2 separate regions of the Homo sapiens genome follow, and region 2 is linked to region 1. Evidence: chromatin contacts called from ENCODE Hi-C or POLR2A ChIA-PET data. All regions are on one chromosome and are shown on one strand. The core of a region is the stretch at or near the end of the contact, and the rest is flanking DNA. Distances in the headings are between cores, read along the strand shown.

Region 1 (2,700 bases), core at 125-2,624:
AAAAAAAAAAAAAAAAAGAATATCCCCAATTATTCCTAGAGGTGGATTTGTACTTCCTACCTTGGGTTTTTCTAATGATGGCAGGGTGCTTTACTGGGCTCCAAGAAAGGCTATGTAGCCCGGCTAGAAGCAAAAGCTCTGTGACTCCTGCTTAAAGCCACTGAAAAGAACCTGCTTAAAGCCACTGAAAAGAACCTATCACAAGAGGACACTCCAGAGGGAAAAGAAGGGAACCTGGTATCTTTGAGGGGAAAAAAATGAGAAAACGGGAGAAGGGCTATTCCCAGGACTAGAAAGAAAACAAAAGCTGGTGCAGGTCGCAGAAGCTGAGTGGGCCTTGGGAGGCTGGCCTCTGACCACTGACCAAGGCTCCAAGCCTGGGTATGACTTGCACACAGGCTGCCTAGGAGCAAGAGTTACGTGAACCTGGACAGCAGGAATGCCATACTATCTGTTCCAGGCCCAAACTGGCGAGATCCTCCAGAATACTGTGCTCTAAATAACAACCTAGGGCTGACCCTGGCGTGAAGCCTCAAAGTCATGTTTAATTTAACTTAAAGAAATAATGCGTTATTAGTTATATACCAGGTTTGTGAAAGAAGATTTACAGCTACTATGCATTTTCCGAATTTTCTAAAATGAATCTACATTGGCTTTATAATCAGAAATAGAGTCAGCAACAAAACTTTATTAACAAAAACCTGTTTTATTTATTATTCATAACCTGCATTAAAGAATGTTAATATCCACACTGGGTGTACGATACCATGGATCCAGAGACCGTTCTGAGCTTTGAGAGAAGAGAGCACTGCTCCTTAAACCCTTGTGGTCTGAAATTCTCACTTGTGCTATGGCAGCCTGTGGTCATGAACATTATTCAAATAAGCCCAGAACCACACAAAACATTTTCTTTGCAGCTTTTCTTCTGATTTAGGAGGCATGACTGGAAAGTCAAGGAGATGCAAAAGGGCTATAAAGGGCACAACCATTTCAATATCAGGTAGTTTTCAAGGTTCCTTCTGTCATCAGAGTCTTGCTTTAAATGAATACTGACACATCTATTTTGAAAGTGTGTTAAATCAGCAGGCAGGGCTGCTTTACACATAGCCATCTCCAATCCATTATCCCTCCTGTTCTCACAGCGAAGTGTTATCTGGCCCTTCTAAGACAAGATTTTCTCTTGCTGACTCAGTTTTGAGAAGGTGAAAATCACAACCACGAGTGGAAATGAAATGAATCATCTTAATAAGCAGCAGTCACCCCCAACCTCCTCCTTATACAACTGACTCAACACCTCCTTCTCCAAACTACCCCTGGCTGCTCTCACGAAGTGGGCCCCAGGCCTCCCCTAGCTCTCCTCCCAGGAAGACAGCATCTTGACACCATAGGCTGCCTCCACTCCTCCGCAGTGCCGCAGCACGTGGGTTCAGAGCAAGCTGAGCAACACAAAATGAGCACGAGAGAACTTGCCTTTTCCATCTGTTGCTGATGCTTCTTGTAAATGTCTGATTGACCTAAAAATAAACATTTAGAGAACAAAAAGTTAGCTGACAAATCTGCACTCCTCTCTATTTCCAGCTCTAGTAACTTGAGGCTGAATTTCTCAATTACATGCTGAAAGGTTGGACTACATCACTTTAGAGCACTCTCCCTAAAACGGGTAGAGGGGGGGAAATGGTTGATATCAACACGTCTGAGGTAAAGTCGCCCTCTGCTGGCCAAATCTGTGGCAATAAGTCTAGCAGGGACCAGAGCGTGAGGAGAAAACAAAACTCCATCATTTAATGCTCCTGTTAATCTCTCACTCCCACAACCACCCCCTACCCAACACTCCCATGACAATGGAGCATCACTGGGCTCACCTGCCACCAGGAGAGAATAAACCCTAGAAGAAAGTCACCAGCTGACTTCTAGAGTCTAGGTCTAAGAGCTGTGAACATACAGCACCATGCAAACTTATCGAGTGGAGATTTTTAACACTGCTGAAAAATGCCAGCCTCCAGGGACACTGTCTGGGGCTGTGATGTGCTGGTACCTAATGACCATCATTACATTTCAGGCAGAGGAACATTAACATTATTACAGGAGCCGCAGGTGAGAGGTGGAGGCACCATGAAAAGCCACCAACAGAGAGACTTCCCTGAGGGCTGAACAGGGCACAGGCAGACAGGCTGTGTGAGGGAAGGCGGCTGTGGTCTGACACTGTCACTCACTCTTGTCAGCAAATCAATTACTCTTCCTAAATCCTCCGTAATTTGCCCACCTGTGAGAGGGGCTATCTGCTTGAGAACTGAATGGAACACCACACGAAAGCTAACCAGTACACTGCTGGCCCTGAAGCAATGCTGGCTGAATCGGGATATTTACAAGTATTATTATTATTATTATTATTTATTTATTTATTTATTTATTTTGAGACAGAGTCTTGTTCTGTCGCCAGGCTGGAGTGCAGTGGCATGATCTTGGCTCACTGCAACCTCCGCCTCCTGGGTTCAAGCAATTCTCCTGCCTCAGCCTCCCGAGTAGCTGGGACTACAGGCACATGCTACCACGCCCAGCTAATTTTTATATTTTTAGTTAAGATGGGGTTTTGCCATGTTGGCCAGGATGGTCTCGATCTCTTGACCTCGTGATCCGCCCACCTCAGCCTCCCAAAGTGCTGGGATTACAGGCGTGAACCACCGCGCCCAGCCTAAAAAT
Region 2 (2,700 bases), core at 102-2,601, 310 kb before region 1:
ACGAATGCCACAAATTATGATGTGCAAAAGAAGAGTCTACGCAAGAGCACGTGTGGGGTGATTCCACTTAAATGAAGGTCGAGGCCAGGCGCAGTGACTCACGCCTGTAAGCCCAACACTTTGGGAGGCCGAGGCGGGTGGATCACCTTAAGTCAGGAGTTTGAGACCAGCCGGGCCAACATGGTGAAACCCTGTCTCAACTAAAATTACAAAAATTAGCTGGACAAGGTGGTGGGTGCCTGTAATCCCAGCTATTTGGGAGGCTGAGGCAGGAGAATCTCTTGAACCTGGGAGGTGGAGGTTGCAGTGAGCCGAGATCGCGCCACTGCACTCCAGCCTGGGTGACAGAGTGAGACTCTGTCTCCAAAAAAAAAAAAAAAAAAAAATAAAGCCTCTAGAACTTTGGATAAGAACAGTGGAAGCCTTTGGCCCTCCTGCCTGGGGCTGTGCCCATCCCTACCCCACCGTGACCATCACAGTGGTTTTATTAGGGATGGCTGTGAAAAACAGCAGCTTTTGCCACCCCTGGGGGCTGCCTTGATGTGCAGTAGAGGATGAAAGTATGCCCTGAGAAATATCATCAGGAAAAGGGGCAAAACTGGTAGGAGCCAAAAGGGAAATGGCTGCTGTGCTGGCCTGCGGCATGGCCCTGGCTGAGAAGAGCAGGGACCCAGCCAGCAACTGAACGGCGAGAACCTGGAAATGAAGGAGCCACGGACAGGCTGGATTGGCTCCCCACAATCCCTGGCCATCGTGGGAAATATGCACCTGTGCAGGGGAGACCTGAGGGGTACAAAGGACAGTAAACCGAGGCCAACTTGAAAACTGCCTGAACTTCAAATTACTCCACAGCCACGTTTTGCTGAGATTTTCTGTTTTTTTCACTTGTTTCAAGCATGTTGACAACTGCTCACAGAAGCATCCCTGTCAGCTAGCCTGGGCAACATAGCAAGACCCCATCTCTACAAAAAATAAATAAAGTAGCCGGGCATGGTGGTATGCACCTGCAGTCCCAGCTACTTGGGAGGCTGAGAAGTGGGAGGATTGCTTGAGCCCAGGAGGTCAAGGCTGCAGTGAGCTGTGATTGTGCCATTGCACTCCAGTCTGGGTGACAGAGCAAGACCCCATCAAAAAATAAAAAGGAAATCCTTACCAGATGACTCAAACATCTGTGCTATCTCAGTTGGTGTCTGTTGAGTATCAGTTCTCATTCAAGCTGAGATTTTTCCTTGTTCCTGGTATGATAAGTGAGTTTCAGTATGATAAGATTTGGGCTCTTATTTAAATCTTCCATCTTAGCAGACCTGGAACACTGCCAGGGGAAGGAGGTGCCACTCACTTCTGCTAGATGAGAGTGGAAGTCCGGGTTCCCCACGTGGCCTCCATGGACACCCGGGAACAGGGAGGGTGCCTCATTATTGCTGGGGATCGGTGGGAGTTGGCGCTTCAAGTGGGGCTCTGCTGGCACCATCCTGGCTGGGAGGGAGAGGGGCACTGCTTATTGCTCCCCACTCGGCCTGTGTAGGCGAGGGGCTTCCCACTCAGTGGTGACAGTGGTGACAGTTCAGTCTTGGTCAGGCACAGTGGTTCATGCCTGTAATCCCACCACTTTGGGAGGCTGAGGCAGGTGGATCATTTGAGCCCAGGAGTTTGAGACTGGCTTAGGCAACATAAGGAGACCCTGTCTCTACAAAAAATAAATACATAAAAATAAAAATTAGCCGGGTGTGGTGGCACGTGCCTGCAGTCCCAGCTACTTGGGAGGCTGAGATGGGATGATCACCCGAGCCCAGGCTGCAGTGAGCCCTGATCATGTCACTGCACTCCAGCCTGGGCAACAGAGTCAGACCTTGTCTTAAAAAAAAAAAAAAAAGTCCTTATCAGATTACCTGATATCTGTACTATCTCAGTAGGCATCTGTTGTCTGCTTTCATTGAGATTTTCCTTGTTCCTGGTGTGTAAGTTGAGCTTTTCCTTGTTCCTGGTGTGTAAGTGAGTTTCAGTATTGTAAGACTCGGATTTTTATTTAAATCTTCCGTTTTTGGCAGAGCTATAAAACTGCCAAGAAAAAGTGGTGCCACTCACTTCCGCCAGGTCAGCGTGGAAGCCCAGGTTCCCTATGAGGCTTCCATGGTCAGCCCGGAACAGGGAGGGGTGCCTCATTACTGCTGAGCATGGGTGGATGGGTGGAGGCACGCCCACACCGGGCCTCTGCTGGCACTACCCTCGCTGCCCACCTGGCCACACGGGGGAGGAGCTTCCCACTCAGTAGATGACAGTGGTGACAATTCTGTCTCCTCATTAGGTGTCACCTGACAGCATCCTGCTCCAGTGTGGGGAGAGCAGTGCCTCGGTACAGGGGCGAGGGTGGAAGTTAGAGGCTCCCAGTTGGTGTGATGATGGGGCAGGGGTGTTTTTCATGGTGTTTGCCTCCCAAGTAGCTGGGATTACAGGTGTGCGCCACCATGCCCAGCTATTTTTTTTTTTTTTTTTTTGTATTTTTGGTAGAGATGGGGTTTCACCATATTGCCCAGGATGATATCAAATTCCTGAGCTCAAGCGATCTGGCTGCCTCAGTCTCCCAAAGTGCTGGGATTACAGACACGAGCCACCACACCCAGTTAGGGGTTGTTATTTACAAGTTTTCTTTCTTACTATGCTGTCCCTTTCCTAGTCCTTTGCAAGAGAGGACAGGCTCTC

Evidence for each region. A loop is a pair of places that touch in the nucleus more often than their neighbours do. ChIA-PET counts read pairs that join two places held with the same protein, here RNA polymerase II (POLR2A). Pooled maps may share reads with other maps.
Region 2: a loop to region 1 is called in a map of PC-9, with 31 times the contacts of the local background. The contact joins two enhancer-like sites. A Hi-C loop is called at or near these places in 2 of 168 maps with a recorded cell type or tissue (A673 and PC-9), 2 of 37 single-sample maps with no recorded cell type and 7 of 50 pooled maps. POLR2A ChIA-PET finds 5 or more read pairs at or near these places in 1 of 52 experiments (A673).

The regions. Positions count from the first base shown.
Region 1 is chr9:130,106,310-130,109,009 of GRCh38, reverse strand. GPR107 (G protein-coupled receptor 107) reads right to left here. Exons shown (of 18, transcript NM_020960.5): 14 at 1,471-1,514. Among named protein-coding and RNA genes, the nearest start is that of GPRACR, 37 kb to the left of the region's middle. Within about 2 kb of position 1,374, at least 6 of the 41 ENCODE cell types and tissues checked have a DNase peak (open chromatin) inside an H3K27ac peak, as active enhancers do.
Region 2 is chr9:130,413,787-130,416,486 of GRCh38, reverse strand. All of the region lies in intron 85 of HMCN2 (hemicentin 2), which reads right to left. Among named protein-coding and RNA genes, the nearest start is that of ASS1, 30 kb to the left of the region's middle. Within about 2 kb of position 1,351, at least 2 of the 41 ENCODE cell types and tissues checked have a DNase peak (open chromatin) inside an H3K27ac peak, as active enhancers do.